Regions from separate parts of the Mus musculus genome. Here region 1 is linked to region 2. Evidence: chromatin loops called from intact Hi-C (ENCODE). Cell type or tissue: left cerebral cortex. All regions are shown on one strand.

Region 1 (8,000 bases), 180 kb before region 2:
TGCTGCTGCGATAAAGCACCAAGACTAAAACAACCTAAGGGGGAATTTACTTTGGCTTATAATTCCAGAAGATTAGGAGTCGTGATTGCAGGGTAGTCGGGCAGCAGGTGGCTGGGGCAGGAAGCTGAGAAGATCCACTGTGGAGATAGGCAAAGGTCTACCCCCTTCTCATAGAGCACAAACAACACACCAAAGTGCTGTTCCCCCTAGAGTACAACTTGAGGGACTAAAGAGTGTATTGGGCTTATTTACAGAGCGTGAGTGAGGGATTACTTACAGGATCGTGGGTGGTCCCAAAGCAGCTGTGGTACCAGGAAGTCCCAGCATGGATAACGATGGATAGCCATGGGGTGCAGAGATGGACTTCATCTTTTAGTTACCCTCCCACAGCCTGTACATACATGCCAGCACCCAGAGAGAATGAGGCCATGTGTGATTGGGACACAATTTCATGCAAATGTCTGGGAAGTGCAGAGGGTCCAAAAACTCTCTACTCCTTTCTTGGACAATGGGCAAGCCCAAACTTGGGGGATTCATGAGAACGGGGTTACAGCTGTTCCGATGAAGCTGACGGCTGTTCATCTCGGAGGATCCTCTTCTTGGTACATTGTATTTACTAAAGTGTTTCTGGTTGACCACATTAACAGTGGAATCCTGAGAACTCCGCTGGTCCTGTCGCTGGCTGTGTTGCTGAGCCAAAGCTTTAAGTGGGAATGTAATAAACACAGGGGCATGCTCCTTGCAGGCTGAGGAGCTCCCACTGTGAACCACTGCACCCCCTCTCTGTTCCTGCACCTCTGATTGTATTAGCACAATCCAATTTAGATGGGATGTGGAGTCCTTGACACAACTTTAACTTTTCTGAAGTCTACCCTCTATTAACATTTATTTGCCTCTATTCCTGGCTTGGAAAAATTTTTGTCTATTTCATTTAAAGTATGCAGCCATAGTGTTCAATTCATTTATTATGTTTGTCCCCAAGGGGCAGCTTATCTTGTTAGGCAGAATAAGCATTTGTTACTTGCTAATTCTATGCAACCTCGGAGTTAGCATTTCATTTGGAGACTCACATGGTAAAATGTAAATGTATTGAATTGGGCTAAATCTGCTTGGCTCTCTCTCTCTCCCCAGTCTCTATTAGTTACTGAGGTTTAACTGTTGCCTGCTGGCAAGCTTCTTCAGGAGGTATTTTGAAAAGGAAATTGCATTCTAGATGCAGGGACCGCTTGGGGCTGGAATACTTTGGATTTATGAGGGTGTAGTTTTGGTGCCAAGGCATGTCCCCTCCTGCACATGGGTACTGTCACAGAGATATCCCTGGGGTGATGGGGAAGGGTGGGTGGCTGCAACACAGTCTACACATTGGTTTCATTGAGGATGGGGCATTTGGGCAGGAGGCAGGACACTGTGGAGCAGCAGGAACTGGCCAATGGAAAGCCTTTCAGAAGCATGTCTGGAAAGAACATGGACTTTGGAATTAGAATCTCTCCTCTGTCACTGAGAAGGAGATGATCTTTGGGCAAGTTATCAACCCAAAGAGCAGACCTGGGTTTGTTCTAGACCTTTAGATCTGTGGGCTCAAGGGGGTGAAGGAACTCCCTCATCATGGAGCACCCCAAATCCTTCCATCTATGGAACTATTCTAAAAAGATGGTCTACCATCAGGTGAACTATTGCCCCAGAACAGTAATGAAGATGGCCAAGGAATGGAGCTCTGACCTAGGAACAGATCTGTACTCTCCCAAAACAGCCTGAACAGGGAAGAGACATGAGGCAGAATGTGGTGGTTGCAACAGGGGAAGGCAGAAGAAGAGGCTTGCATAGAGCTGGGAGGGTACCTGAGACACAAAGCTGGCTTTGCCATTTTTTACTGGATGGCTCTTCAAAGGGACAAGTTAGTGTAAGACCTAGCATGGGAGGGAGGGAAAGCCCTGTCCTTTCTCTAGCTGGATGTTCTTGATCCAAATGTTACCTTTCTTCCAAGGAGGGCAAGGAGGGGAGTAAAAGTGAGCTGAAAGCTGCTTCTCCCATCACTGATGGCCTTCGTACCCTCTTCATCTCCAAGCCTGAGAGCTCACTGGGTGACCAATACCACAGTCTGCAACCTTCACTCACCACCTTTAACTATACACATACATCCATGAGAACATCTACTGTGCCCAGAAGAGATTAATGATAAACTAGAATAAGTATAACAACATGCTTTAAGTCACATAATCTCAAATATATTTTGAAAAACCTTTATGTGTATGTGTATGTGTGTGTGTGTACAGGTCAGAGAACAACTTTCTCAAAAAAGGACTTGTTTTTAACCTTATGTGTATGAGTTTTTGACTGCTTGTATTTATGTATGACATGTGAATGAATGCCTTGGTGCCCATGGAAGACATAAGAGGGTGTCATGTCCTCTGGAACCCAAGTCACAGATAGTTGTAAACTGCCATGTGGGTGCTGGGAACCAAACCTGGGTTCTCTACAAGAGCAAGAAATGCTTTTGAGTCATCTACCGAGCTTCCAAGAGAACAGCTTTGGGAGTTGGTTCTCCCCTCTCACCATGTGGGTCCAGCAATGGAAAGGATGGCGGGTTAGGCAGTAAGCACCTTCACCAACTGAGGCATCTCACTGGCTCCTCCTGTAGTGTATTCACACACTGTATTCATCCTTCTTACGAGGATGTGAGATGAGGAAATACTTACATAAGGCAAACGATATAGCATTAGCCTACTGTACAAGGATCCTTTGAACACAGCACTATTGAATCACAGGAGTAGAGCTCATAATTGAGAGCTACTGGGTGATTGACAGGCGGGAGGTATATACAAAGAAGATACACTGGTCTAAGAGCATAATTCTTACCCCGGTTGAGACAGCGTGGGATGATGGGAGGTTTCGGTATAATGCTTAGAATAGTATGGAATTTAAAACTTGTGATTTCTAGAAAACTCCCTTAATATTTTTAGATCATGGCTGGTGGTGGATAACTGAAACCAGTGAAAGTCAAGCCATTGGATCTCTGTGTTGCCTTTTGGGACAACAGAGAACACTCTTGTGCCACTGACAGGTGCTGCTGCTGGGCACGGTAATGATGCTGCAGGGAGACACAGATGCTTCTACTCAACCTTTTACTCACTGATGCCTTGAAACAAAGAAGCCAACCTCTGGGGTGATGTGTGGCATCTTACCACTACCTTAGACTCCACAGAGATTAGCAAGTTGGGTGAAATCTCAAGGCTAGGACTGTACGCATACATAGAGAAGAGGACAGAGGCTCAGACTAAAGCACTTGGACTGGTTCCCAATGCAGCTCTGCTGTAGTAGTATAGCGATTCCCTTAAAGTCGTCTTCTGTAGCAGGAGGCTCATCTTTCCTGTCTCTATCCACAGTGACTACAGCTCTGGTGATGGGTGAGCTGAGATGGCCTGAGGTCACAATGCCTTCTTGACTGGTTGATTTGCCATATACAGTGGACACCCCAGTGCAGGATGCTTGGGCCCACTGTTACAAACATCCATTCCACAGATCCCCTTCTTTTCCTCTGTGGAGGGCACTGGCTGGCACCTTCAGTGCAGGACACTGTGTCATGGCTGCTAGCCTCCCTAGACACAGTTCTGGAGCTCCCCTGAGCCAGTGACTCAGCACAACTCAGATGTATAGAATTACTCTATACCTCTGTGGAGGGGATGGAGAGCAGAAAATGAGTCTGTCACTTCGAATCTAGCATGTCAAAAGCTATGAGAACTTCCTAGATATTATGGAGAAGACCTGATGCCTAGAGCCTGTGGCTCTTTAGCAGACAGCCTCCTCCTCCTCCTCCTCCTCCTTCTTCTTCCTCTTCCTTTTTTATTTATTTATTTTTTTTGGTTTTTCAAGACAGAGTTTCTCTGTGTAGCCCTGGCTGTCCTGGAACTTACTCTGTAGACCAGGCTGGTCTCAAACTCAGAATTCCGCTTGTCTCTACCTCCCAAGTGCTGGGATTAAAGGCGTGCTCCACCACTGCCCGGCTAGCAGATAGCCTTCTTGTCCACATCCTCTCCCCTGACCTTCAGGCGCCAGATCCTGAGCTGCGCCCCCTTTGGGAGCCAGATTCTTCCTCAGGTCCATTACTTACGGGTTTTCTTCTCTCCACAGCCAGAATAGGATCGGCCTTGAGAACTAAGCTAAAAATGAAATATTTTATTGGAAATTTGAACCCATGGTAGATGATGAGTGATGGAATAGGTGGAAATATCAGTACCTCACAATCTTCAGGGCTCTAGCACCAGTGGGCTGTCCTGTATGGGTCATGGGCCCTCCTCCTTCAATACATAAGCATCTGACCCTCCGGGGCTCCATCATTGCCCTTTGGATGGCTGGCCTACATGCCAGCCAGCTACCCTGTTCCTTGGCCTCTTTTTTTTTTTTTTAACCCTCTAAAGGTTAGAGTGCTGCAGAGATAGGTATGCTTCCTGGGCAGTGGCCTTGGGGACCTCCTCCCCTCCACAAAGTGGAGCTTAACTCCTCATTCCCATGCCCTCACTCCAGCCAGGGGCTGGCTCAGGACAACGTCTCAGTGATTTAGCAAATGGAGGGTATGGATCTTAAAGTCTAGGTGGATTGGCAAGCACCCTGTGGTCTAGGTCTGCTCTGAAAATGTTTAAAAACATGGGTAACCTAGAGCATTCTTTACTATATCTCAATTATACAATGGATAGTAAGTTATATAATGGTCAGTTCAGAAAGCAAATACCAGCTTTGATAGGGTTCTTGTAGACTTCCCAATGCCTGCTTCATAAACCTATATAGCACACTATAATTTGGGGATCGTTGGTATTTTTTTTAACTAGTTGAGATGTGAGTTAGTCTCCCCCCAGCCCCGCCCCCATTGCTCTACTCAGAGAGTCTAGAGGTGGTCTGTCAGCAACTGTGGCATCCAACCCGCCAGAAGATTCCAGCATTCATGGTGACGCCTTGTGGCTGCTCACTGGAGCCAGAGAAATAGGATCCTCTGGTGAAGCTCACTGTCCAGGAGGTAAAAACAAGTTGTTTGCCAAAATTAGAGCAGAGAAAGAGCTGAAGGGAACACACACGTACACACACGTGCTCCAGTCTGAAGAATTATCTTTTTTTTTTTTTCCTCTCCAAATGAAACTAGCAAACCACTAATCACTTGCTCTTCTTTGTAGTACAGTGCCCACAGGGAAAACTTCAATGGATCTCATATCTTTCCTTGCTTCAGGACCACACTGAATAACCATTGATCTGCTTTTGTGTTTCCTTCATTTATCTTTACTTACAAGGTTTGAAGATATATGTCATATTTCTTTAGATTCCTTTATATCTACTTCACAGTTTAAAGTTATGTGCCAGGGAGATATCTTGAAACTGACAACGTGGAAACAGGTGGATCCTCCCAGGGGCTTGCAGGACAGTCACACTGATTGGTGAGCTCCAGGTTCAGGTCTCAGAAAATAAGGCAGAGAACAATTGAGGGAGACCCAAGATCAATGCCTGGCTTCCATCTGCACAGGCATACAGGGGTGCAGGCTTATGCATCCTCATATATGCATGTACATGTATGGCTGCAAGGGTGTGTACACATGTATACACAAAAAGTTAATGATGATCTTTCATTTACCTGAAAATGTCTTTTTGATCTCATGTTTAGAAGTTACTAACATTAAATTTAAAATTCCAGATTTATGAATATTGACTAGGACATTGAAGAGATCCATTTTCTCTCTGTTCACATGCCATTAGAAGAATACAATCAGCCTAATTCTGGTGTTTTTTCACTTTGCCTTTGATGATATATGACTAAAAGATAGCTATATGTGAATTAACTTTTTATTATCTTGCTTGGTATAATATAGCGATTTCTGAATTCTAGGAAGATGTGTCATTAATTGGGTGACATTTTAAATATTCTTCAGGATCATTGTTGGTTTTCTGCGTTTTCTGGAAATTGATGCTTGAGATCATATTCAGACTTAAACCATTGTCAAGACTCTTGGAAGCATGCTGTCTGCTTCTTTGCTTTTGTCGGGATTTCTGCAGTCTTTGATACTGGACCTCTCCCAGCCCCTTGTGGGTGATTGCACCTTGGTTCTTGTACATACTAGGCGAGTGCGCCACCAAGAAACACTATTGAAGGAGCTGGAAAATACTACAGTTATCATGAAGCACGAGATGCTTCACCTTACCTGGTAAGAGCCTCTTTCAGCATGTCTGTGAATTTTCTAGCTATCACCCAGTAGTCTGTGTAAAATTAGCCATGTAGAGAAGTCTTGCTATAGTTTTGTTTAGAAATACTGCTTTAGGACTATAACCTGGGCACTGAGGAACATTCACTGTGTGGACAAAGCTAGGTATTACATGTGTTTCTTGTTATATATAGGTGTAACAGTTTATACACATATGCTGTACATGTGCCATGAGTTTGGTTTATAAAACTTGTCCTCTTCATCATATTGGGACTTCTCTCCTCCACACTTGAGATTCTAATTCTCAGATACAGGAGATAATGAAGAATTTCCTTGACTGTTGTGTGTGTGTGCGCGCGCGTGTGGAATGTTAAGAAAAATCACACTCGTACTGCTGCCATTGTGAACACTGAAAATGTTTTATTGCTGTGTACATATCTAAGTCTTCCTCTATCAGAGCTTCTAGCCCCCACCCACTCTACCACTCCTTTCAGTCCTAGGCATTGGTTTTATCTCTCTGCCTATTTGCTTATCTCTATTTGTATACCTCTATTTCCATACCTAACCACCACAGCCTCACTGACTCCTCATCTTGCTTGTTTAGACTTTGCCTCCCAGTGGACTCTTCCTCCAAGACCATGGCAATAACAGTCCTGGGTCCTGGCATTCAGTTATGAGTTTGCCATGTCATATTTGCTTAAGAGTTAGCTTTTAAATATAAAATTTTAAGTCATGTGTTCTTTTGAAGATCTTAAATAACATTATTCACTTTCTTATACATTGTTATGAAAAAATTTAGTTCTTATATGCCATTTGCTTCTTACTATGTATGCATAATGCATGTCTATTAACTGTATATATATACATGCATGTGTTTATAATGTTATATAAACTTATATATACACACTAAGTCAATGTCAAAGTCCAGACGTTGAACTTGACTGATTCTGGAGACAGGGTCTTTAAGGTGGTGACTGTTGCAGACTATCTCCTTTTTTGGATCTGCTATCTGCTAGGAATGGGTCTCTGGTTGCAGGTGGGCGAATGACAAAGTAATGTCACAAAGTGAACACTAGTCTTATATGATACAGAAAACAAAGGGGTAGGATGTCACAGCAGGCAAAGTACATTGAAGTTACCTGACACAAAACAAAGGAATGACTTCAAAAGGAACTTACAGGAACCAGGTAACATTTACAGTAAAGATAAAACAGCCCTGCCTAGGGTCACCTAATGACAGGTAAGGATTTCACACCCTAGTCACAATTTGTGTTACTCCTTTGAGTCTTGTGAAAGCTAGCACCAGGGGGTTCTGCTCTAGCAGACCTTCTCATGAATAATGCAATACCACAACCCCCCTATTTCCTAGGCCTTGGTAAATTCTTGCATATGAGAGTAACTTGGCTGTTCTTTTAAGTATCTGTGGGGAATCTCCATTTGTCAAGAGAATTCACCAACTTGCTTCTAATATACAATGTTGTCTGCTATAACTGGCTGTAATAAAGATTCTAAATATACTTTGCTAAGCTTGCCCTGAGATTTCTCTGTTTTTTTTGTTGTTGTTTGTTTTTTTTTTGTTTTGTTTTGTTTTTTTGGTTTTTTGTTTTTTCGAGACAGGGTTTCTCTGTATAGCCCTGGCTGTCCTGGAATTCACTCTGTAGACCAGGCTGTCCTCAGAAATCCGCCTGCCTCTGCTTCCTGAGTGCTGGGATTAAAGGTGTGCATCACCATGCCCGGCGAGATTTCTAACTCTTATCCAGTAAAATACTATAAGAAAACATGTAAGACACTCCACAATATTACAGGGACAAATCTGAGACA
Region 2 (8,000 bases):
AGAGCAGCCTTCCTGGCTCTATTTGGGGCAAGTATGGAATTTCCGTTTCAGCCCAAGGATTTATGGTTGTATCTAGGATGGATCTCCAAAGAGTTGATTGTCCCAAATCCAGATTGGGCTGATAGTGGACAATATAAAATATTCGTGAGTCTTCTTAATGTTACTAAGTATAAAAAAGTGCTTAGATTTAGGCTAGAGAGGGGTTTTCATGTCTTAGGAGCCCATGTTGTCTTGTGGTAGTGACGTGATAATTTACAGAATATTTCCATCAGAGTCAAACTTAGTCACACCCACCCCTGCCTGTGTCCCAGCAAGCCGGCCCACTTCACAATCAGCACATTTCCCAGTGTCCTCTGAGTACTGGAGTGCCACCCAATGCCCATGCCCTTCATGCAGTTTCTGAAGCCTAATGGTCTGGACTGAAGACAGGAAGGTTGAGCCCTGGATGAAGAAACACACATTCTTCTAATGACTGCACACCTGCAGTGCTAGGGTTTAGGGTGTGCCGGGCTGTTTGCCCCACTTAAATTATATTTACATATCATATAATATTCAAGTGCTTTGTAAAAAAGATAAAAACTCAAAACACAAGACAGGATATTCTGAACTGTCAAAACATTATACTTTTTCATATTTACTATAGTCTATGTAATTTTATACATTTTTGAAAACACATAATAATCTAGATGTAACAATACTATTATGAATATAATATAAATTATTCAAAACCCAAGCTATTTACCAGCTTAAAATCCAAAAATCATTTAATTGATGTACTGAGCCAATTTAGGTGAGTTTATTCTCAAAGAGCTAGAACTGTGATTATTTCAGCCCAACACAGCTGCCCTAGCCACAGTGGGTGAAACCACCTCAAGTGTAGAACTGATCAAGAGTCAGTTGGATCATATTTAATATTAGCCAAACTTAAATAATGGTCAAAGGCTGAGTTCAACTTTGCAAAAATCTGTTGATATTTTTGCCATCTTTGCCTAAATCCCTATAATCATATAGCTTATTATTTGTTGATCAACAAATAAATCACTTTAGTAATTATAATTAAGTTACAGATTGGAATAAACAAACCTATTTGAATGGTAGTCTTGATACAAAATAAGCAGAAATCAAAGCCACACCAGAGTTACTTGGGGGCTGGAGAGAGATCCAAAACTAAATTTTTAATTGAGCAAAATGTCTTAATTAATGTTTGCTCTTATTTAACATTGCCCAAAGTTTCAGTGCCCAAAGTAAACAGTGATGACAAATTTCAAAACTTTTTCATAGTTTCTGTTAGCAAAATCATGGCTGATGCTCTCTAGAGTTCTACAGTAGAAGCATGCCAGGTCAAACGGGCAACCCCATTCCCTACGTCAACCAGGGCAAGCCTTCTGACTTGGCCCAAAATTGAGTCTACGCCCAACTCAATCTGGATAGATAAAAGCCAGCCTTCCTCAGGAACTTGTGAAAATAGTTCCCAAGCCAAAAGGAGTCACTTTTCTTATGTGCAGCAGAAAGGACATATGGCTACACTAACATGTATCTGTGGCTGTATCAAAGCCCATGCTGCCGCCAGGCTCCCTCATTGATAGCATTTAGTATACAAGCCTCCACCCTAGCCTCCAACCTGCAACCTTTGAACCTCAGATCCCAGCTCTCTTCAGAGCCCTCAGCCCTGGGTACTCCTGCTAGCCTCAGCTTCTCTCTCTCTCTCTCTCTCTCTCTCTCTCTCTCTCTCTCTCTCTCTCTCTCTCTCTCTCTCGCTCTCTTGTTCTCTCCCTCCCTCCCTTCCTCCCCCACCCCCTGCATCTCTTGCTCCCTTGCTCCCCACCACTCTTGAATTGCACTCTTCACCTCTTGCTCATCTCTCTTCTCTGGCAGATCGCCATGGCCACAGCCAGTCTGGTTCTCTTTCTCTCTGTGTTGGACTATTCCAGATGCTTCTGGATACTTTCTTATTCATAAGAAAAACCTTCCTAGTTATGGAGCGGTCTTTTGGCGGTTTCTTTACTGCATTCCTCACATTAAAACCCTTACTAAATAAACTCAAATTAAAAATAAAAAGAAAAGAAATTCCTCTATCAGTTATGTCTCTGGTGCAGTCATGCTGAGTGAGAGAGGCATATAGGAAAGGTATACAGGTCAACAGTTTAAAGTAAGCACTACTGTTTCTTTTAATCCACTAGGACAAAGCCTGGGGAGGTATTTTCATGGTGACACATTTGACTACAAAGTTCAGGTCAGGGCCTCCCACCTATCCCTCAAGAGCATCATTGGAAATATCAATTCCTTAAAATAAAAGGAGAGGGGGAAGGACTTAAATTATAAAGATTAAGGACAGATTTAAAATACGAGCACAGTATTACACACTGGCAGAACAAACAATACTTGGGAAATGAGGCTCACATACTTTCACTATATCCTGTGGCTATGTTCTCCTTTTCTTCTACAGACTTTTCTACATTACAATCCTCTCCCAAACTGAGATTACAGATGTGTACTTCATCTTCAGGAGAGGCTGATGCAGGAGGCGTGCTACCTTCTTTGGGGGAGCCTTTTCCATCACCTGGGTCTCTGGTTTCTGTACTATTTCCTTTCAAGGGTGTGATGTGGTGGGCAGAACTAGACAGGGTGTCAGGGTGGCTGCTTCCCTCTGGGCCTGTGTCATCCCTCAGCTGAGGGCCAGGCTGACTGCAAAGCCCTGGGCTGTCGTTAGCAGAGGTCTCCACCAAAAGCAAGCAGGTAGAAGCTGTATTCACTTCCTCCTTGACAGGTTTCTCAAGACTAGAGGCACTTTTTGAAATTAAGTCACTAATGCTGCTGATGGATCTGTGCTTTTCACCAATGCAGGTAAAATCACACATTTCCAGCATGTTTCTTCGCTCCCACTTTGAGAGACCTCTGCAGTGGAACAGAGAAGGGCTTGCTAGTTGCTGAGCCTCAGGAGGAAGTCTCTCCGAATTCCTCTCCTTGAGATTATCAGGGGAAAAATAGTCCTCATAGGAAGAAGCCTCAACGTCAGGAGTTCCCGGAATGAGTCTGATTGTGGACGGCGGGCTCTGGTCGGACTTGAATAACTGTATTGCCAGAGCAGACTTTCTCTTGTACCTCTTCTTCAGTTTTCCTTTTGGAGATGAACCCAAGTCCGCTGCCCTTTTTCTCTTTGCAGAAGAATTCTTGGGTCCCAACCGTACTTGGTGTTCTTCTATGATGGACATCGTAGGAGACAGACAGAGCTTCTCATCAGGCACCCCCTGAGATACACCTGCAGCTTGCTTTCTCTCGGAATCAGCTACCGCACCTGTAGCATCCTTCTGACAGTTGATGCTCTCCTTTGAAGGACTGTCTGGAGCTTTCTGAGGACGTGGCTGCCTGAGATGGTTGGGTGATGCTGAGCCATAAAAACTGCTTGCCCTCAACACAGGTGAGGAAGGGCATGTCACCGTGGTCATCTCATTAGCAGATCTTCCCAGTTTCCTTTCTTGATCTCCACAGGAATCACCGAAAGATGAGTGGGAGCCACTGGCAAAGGATTCATCTGCAGAGATCAACAAAGAATCGCCTTTAAAATGTGCAAGTGACCAGACAGGGTGTCACTGGTCATTGTGTAACTCTAGCTGGCTTGGAACTCAAGAGAGAGTCTGTCCCTGCCTCCTGAATGCTGGCTTGGTTTAAAGGTATGTGCCACCATGCTTGGCTAGGCTTTGGTCTTCTATAAGCCATTTCTCCTCATAAACAGAACACGGCTCCTCATATCTGTCCCCTGTTCTTCCATCAAGTCCTCATGTTTTATTTATATTTCAAATGAAGCATGTGGGGCTCTCAATATTCCGATCTCTCATGAAGTCTGCACTTCTCTCAGAAGTAATGATACGCTGTCCATCACCTCTGCAGGCTCCCCACTCTGACCCCAGCTTTCTGACACATTTTGCTGTGGGTAAACACAACTCATCCTTCAAAACCAGCTCAGTGTCAGTGTCACCTGTGACTCTCCTGATCCTGTCAGGTCACAGTGCTAGCCCCTCCTGGGACTCAGCATGCTACTGTCCTCTCATTATACTGAAGTACTAGAGGGCAGTCAGCACTTTCTGCTCACTTTCCTGAACCTGTGGTCATTACTCAGACCCAGTTCTACTGGTACAGTGCTGCCCAGCTGAAGGCTTCCTTTTTTAGAGAAAAGACACCATCTGGAGGCAGTGCTGGGATTCTAACTTAAACAACTCGAGCTCGGCTTTCAGAGCAGAGTGGTGGCAACAGAGATATCCTGTCCTTGAAGCTGTGCTCTGGGAAGGGAGGGGCAAAAGCAAAGGTCAGCTGATACTGGGCCTCTGCTGAAGTGCTTCCAAGACAGCAGTTGGAGTGATACTGAGATTTACTCTTAGGAACTGAATGCATTAATCACTCTTCAATAAGCCACGATTCAGTGTGGCACATCACTAAGAGCATAAATTCTTAGACTACTTATGTCAGAAGCCTGGGTGTATCACTCACAACCTCAGGATCTTGCACAATCCACTTGACCTCCTGGTTTTCTCTTCTGTGAAATGGGAGTGGGGATGCAGCCTACCTCATGGAGACTTGGGGTGTGTGTGTGATACAGTGAGACACAAGAACAGTATAGGGAAAGGTAAGCCAGCATTGTTATCGCCATTTGCTTCCAATCTATGGGAGATATAACTGAGCAAAGAAAAGATGAATGGGTAAACAAGCTCAGAACATGCAGGACAGACTGCCAGAATACACCCCACGGACAGGAAGAACACCTAGCTGAATCTCCTCATGTGGCGTTTGAAGCCCTTTTGAACACAGTTGTTTAGGGTTTCCACAGACTTCACTTAGGCCCCCATGGACTTACGTGAGGGAAGTGTAAAGAACTCAACACCTGACAGCTATATAGCCTTGAAAAAAGGTCAAGGGCTCCTATACTATTTAACACAGACTCTTTTCAATAATATGCTTCATGGCTTAATTAAACACGAATAATTCCTCTTTAGTGCTAACTGTGCTCAGATATACATTTACACTGCATTTAAATCATATATAGTCACAAGGATTTCCACAACAAAGCAAACAATCAAACAAATCCCCAGGGAGGGACTAATAAGAGTTCAAGCAGGAGGTCCCCAATACCATAAGACCAAATCTCATGGAGAAACTTAGGTCTACTCAGCTGCTTGAGTGGTTAGAACGGACCACACGACATCTTGGCATGGTGGAGCATTTTTGTAATCTCAGTACTCGAGGAGACAAGGACATGGTTCTAGTTGGAGGCTAGCTGGGTATCTATTGAAGTGCCATGCTAGCCAGAGCTCCACAGAAAAAGTCTAGCTCAAAAAGTACAGTGTGAGAGGAGACACACACACACACTTTTCAAATCATAAGTCTGTTACAAAAACAAAATACATATTACAATTTTACCTGAACTCAAAGGTTGGTGAGAAATGTTCAAGGATGTTTCAAACAGACTGACACATGGATTCTGCTGAGACTGCTCCAACATCTGGGAGGCTGATAACACAATGACAAGTTTCAATAACTGGATGGCAGAATTGCCTACTGGACAGGGACAAGAGCATATCTACCCATTCTGCTCCTGATCCCATATACACAGGAAATTAATCTTACCTTTAGGCTAAGCTTAATATAATTCGAGAACAAAAACTATATCAGTTATACTGTAGATTTAAGACTGACAAAATGAATCCCTATCAATCACTGCCCCACAAACATGATCACACAATCACATGAGATGGGACTTTCAAAATCCAACTTGTATGAAGCTTAAACCAAATTAAGTGAATGTTTTCGGTTTGAGAACTGAAGTTTCTAATATTTACTTCTAAGTAAGTAAAAGTCCAGTGCTGACACAGACAGGGGCAACTGGTTTAGAAAGACTACACAATAACAAATTGTCCCCAAAAGTCAACAGTGTTTCAGTTAAGAAACCAGTTTTAAAGAAAATATCTAGAACATCAATGATTCAATAAATGAGGCTCTAGGCGCTATCTTCAAAAGCTGTCCATACAAGAGACAAAACAAACATATCCAAAGATTTTTAAAATTTATTTTAAATTATGTGTATTTATGTGTTTCTGTGTATGGGTATGGGACATGAGTATAGAAGAGGTACTGGGATCCCTTCTAGTTGTAGTCACAAGATGTTTTGAGCCACCCAACATTCTTCTGGGAACTGTTCTTGTGTCCTCTGGAAGTACAGTACTTAAGCATCCTCTAAAAGTCGTTTTTTCAAAAGGAAAATCAGAGGATGTTTCCCTCAGAAAACTTAATAAAGTGACTATAAAGCAAGGGCATATATACAAAGAAGGTATGGGCAGTCAGAAGTCCTCAGATACTGTGGTTGTTCAGTTGTTCTGATGCTGGGAACTGAACCCAGGGCTTTGTGCACACTAGGCAAGAACTGAAATACATAGCCTTAGCCTTTGTACAGTTACTTTGGAAGCAAAGTGGAGGGGGGGGGTGTTGGGGGCTTTAAATTTTTTATTTTTATTTTTAGGGACAAGCTCATTTTAACAAGTTAATTCAGGCTGACTTTACAAGCTGTTCTTGAGCTCCTGCTCCTCCTGCCTCCAGCTTTGAATACTAGGATTTGAATTACAGACATGCACTCACCACAGTGGCCTTTCAGCTGTGGGGTTTAAAAATCTCTGACTCAGTTCATATACGCGTTGAATCAATTTGGACATGCACATGAGACAGAGCTATATACCTGCTTCAGCTGCCAACAAAACCATGATGGTGTCTCTGTAAAAGCTACAGTTCATCTCAGTCTTACTTGTTACCATGGCTGATACTCATGGACCTGAGATGCAGATGAGTCTAGTGTAGTTTGTAATGGTAGCAAGTGAAGGAAAAGGCTTAATAAAATGCGTATGATGTGGCTGGCATGGTAGTGCATACAGTTAACCGCAGCACTTGGGAGGCAGAGGCAGCTGGATCTCTGAGTTCAAGACCACATTGTCTACAAAGCAAGTTGTAGGGCAGCTAGGGCTATACAGAGAAATCCTGTCTCAACAACAACCACAAACAAAAAAGAATATTCTAATGATCTAAATTAAGTAAGAAATAAACTACGGCCGCACACAGAAGGCACACCTGTATCATTCCAACTGTACATACATCAGCAGAGGAGTGTAAGCAGTGGGGAGGCAAGGCTTTGCTTATTCACAGCATTGCTCATCATCTTATTAAAATGTGCTTACTACTACATAGGTAATTAAAATATTCTCCTTTTAAAGAGACCTGACTAACTTAGTTTTTTATTATTTTATTCTGTAAAAAATGTTTTTTATTATTTATGTGTATATGCATGTCTAAATTACACATGTATGCAGGTTCCCACACAGGCCAGAAGAAGGCACTGGCTCCCTTGGAGCTGGAGTCATAGACAGTTATGAGTTACCCAATGTGGTGCTGGGAACTGGGCTCCAATCCTCTGCAAAGGTACCAAGCACTCTAACTTCTGAGCCATTTTTCCGGCTCCTTACTTTTTTTGAAAAAGAAAAGAGATACTGAAAACGATGAAGGAGCTGCAAGAAGGGAACTGAAGAACACTCAACCTTACAAAGCACATTTCTTCTGGAAAAAAACACTAGAAAGGTCTCCACTGAAATTAAGTACTAAATTCAGGAAGCACTCAAAATGTCTAGGTAAGGAGACTGGGGGTGCAGCGTGATCCCTTGACCCATGCACTGCAGAAAGGAAAAACAGCAAGCACCTAGGGTAGAGATCAAGTAACCTTTCTTCTGTAGTTCGCCAGCAGACATCCTTTTCATTCTACACTGCAGCCACTTACAGGTAGGGGAAAGGTTCTCCCTCTTCTCCTTCATATCCTGCAGTCTCCTCTTCATCACATTCACTGGGGAGCTGTACACCAGTGAGCGAGGGGACTCAAACAGGAGGACAGGAACGTCATCATCTGAAAACAAACTTCCACCGTCACACCTTACCAGCAGTTCCTGGAAGAGCCACCCCCAGCCCCACATTTC

What was found. A loop is a pair of places that touch in the nucleus more often than their neighbours do. Peaks named below come from ENCODE experiments on the same cell type or tissue, not always from the same donor. Only the 100,000 strongest peaks of a DNase experiment are listed, where the experiment ranks them.
Region 1: it touches region 2 in a loop (2.5-fold over the local background); 3 of 42 quality-filtered maps call a loop at or near these places.

What each region holds. Positions count from the first base shown.
Region 1 is chr8:18,806,674-18,814,673 of GRCm38, reverse strand. It overlaps a transcript of Mcph1 not described here. Among named protein-coding and RNA genes, the nearest start is that of Agpat5, 36 kb to the left of the region's middle. In left cerebral cortex, no CTCF peak of the experiment used is centred here; DNase peaks (open chromatin) are centred at 2,935 and 3,248.
Region 2 is chr8:18,627,048-18,635,047 of GRCm38, reverse strand. Mcph1 (microcephaly, primary autosomal recessive 1) reads right to left here. Exons shown (of 14, transcript NM_173189.3): 6 at 7,808-7,930; 7 at 5,413-5,502; 8 at 2,405-3,532. Among named protein-coding and RNA genes, the nearest start is that of Gm25763, 17 kb to the right of the region's middle. In left cerebral cortex, a CTCF peak has its summit at 4,170; a DNase peak (open chromatin) is centred at 4,186.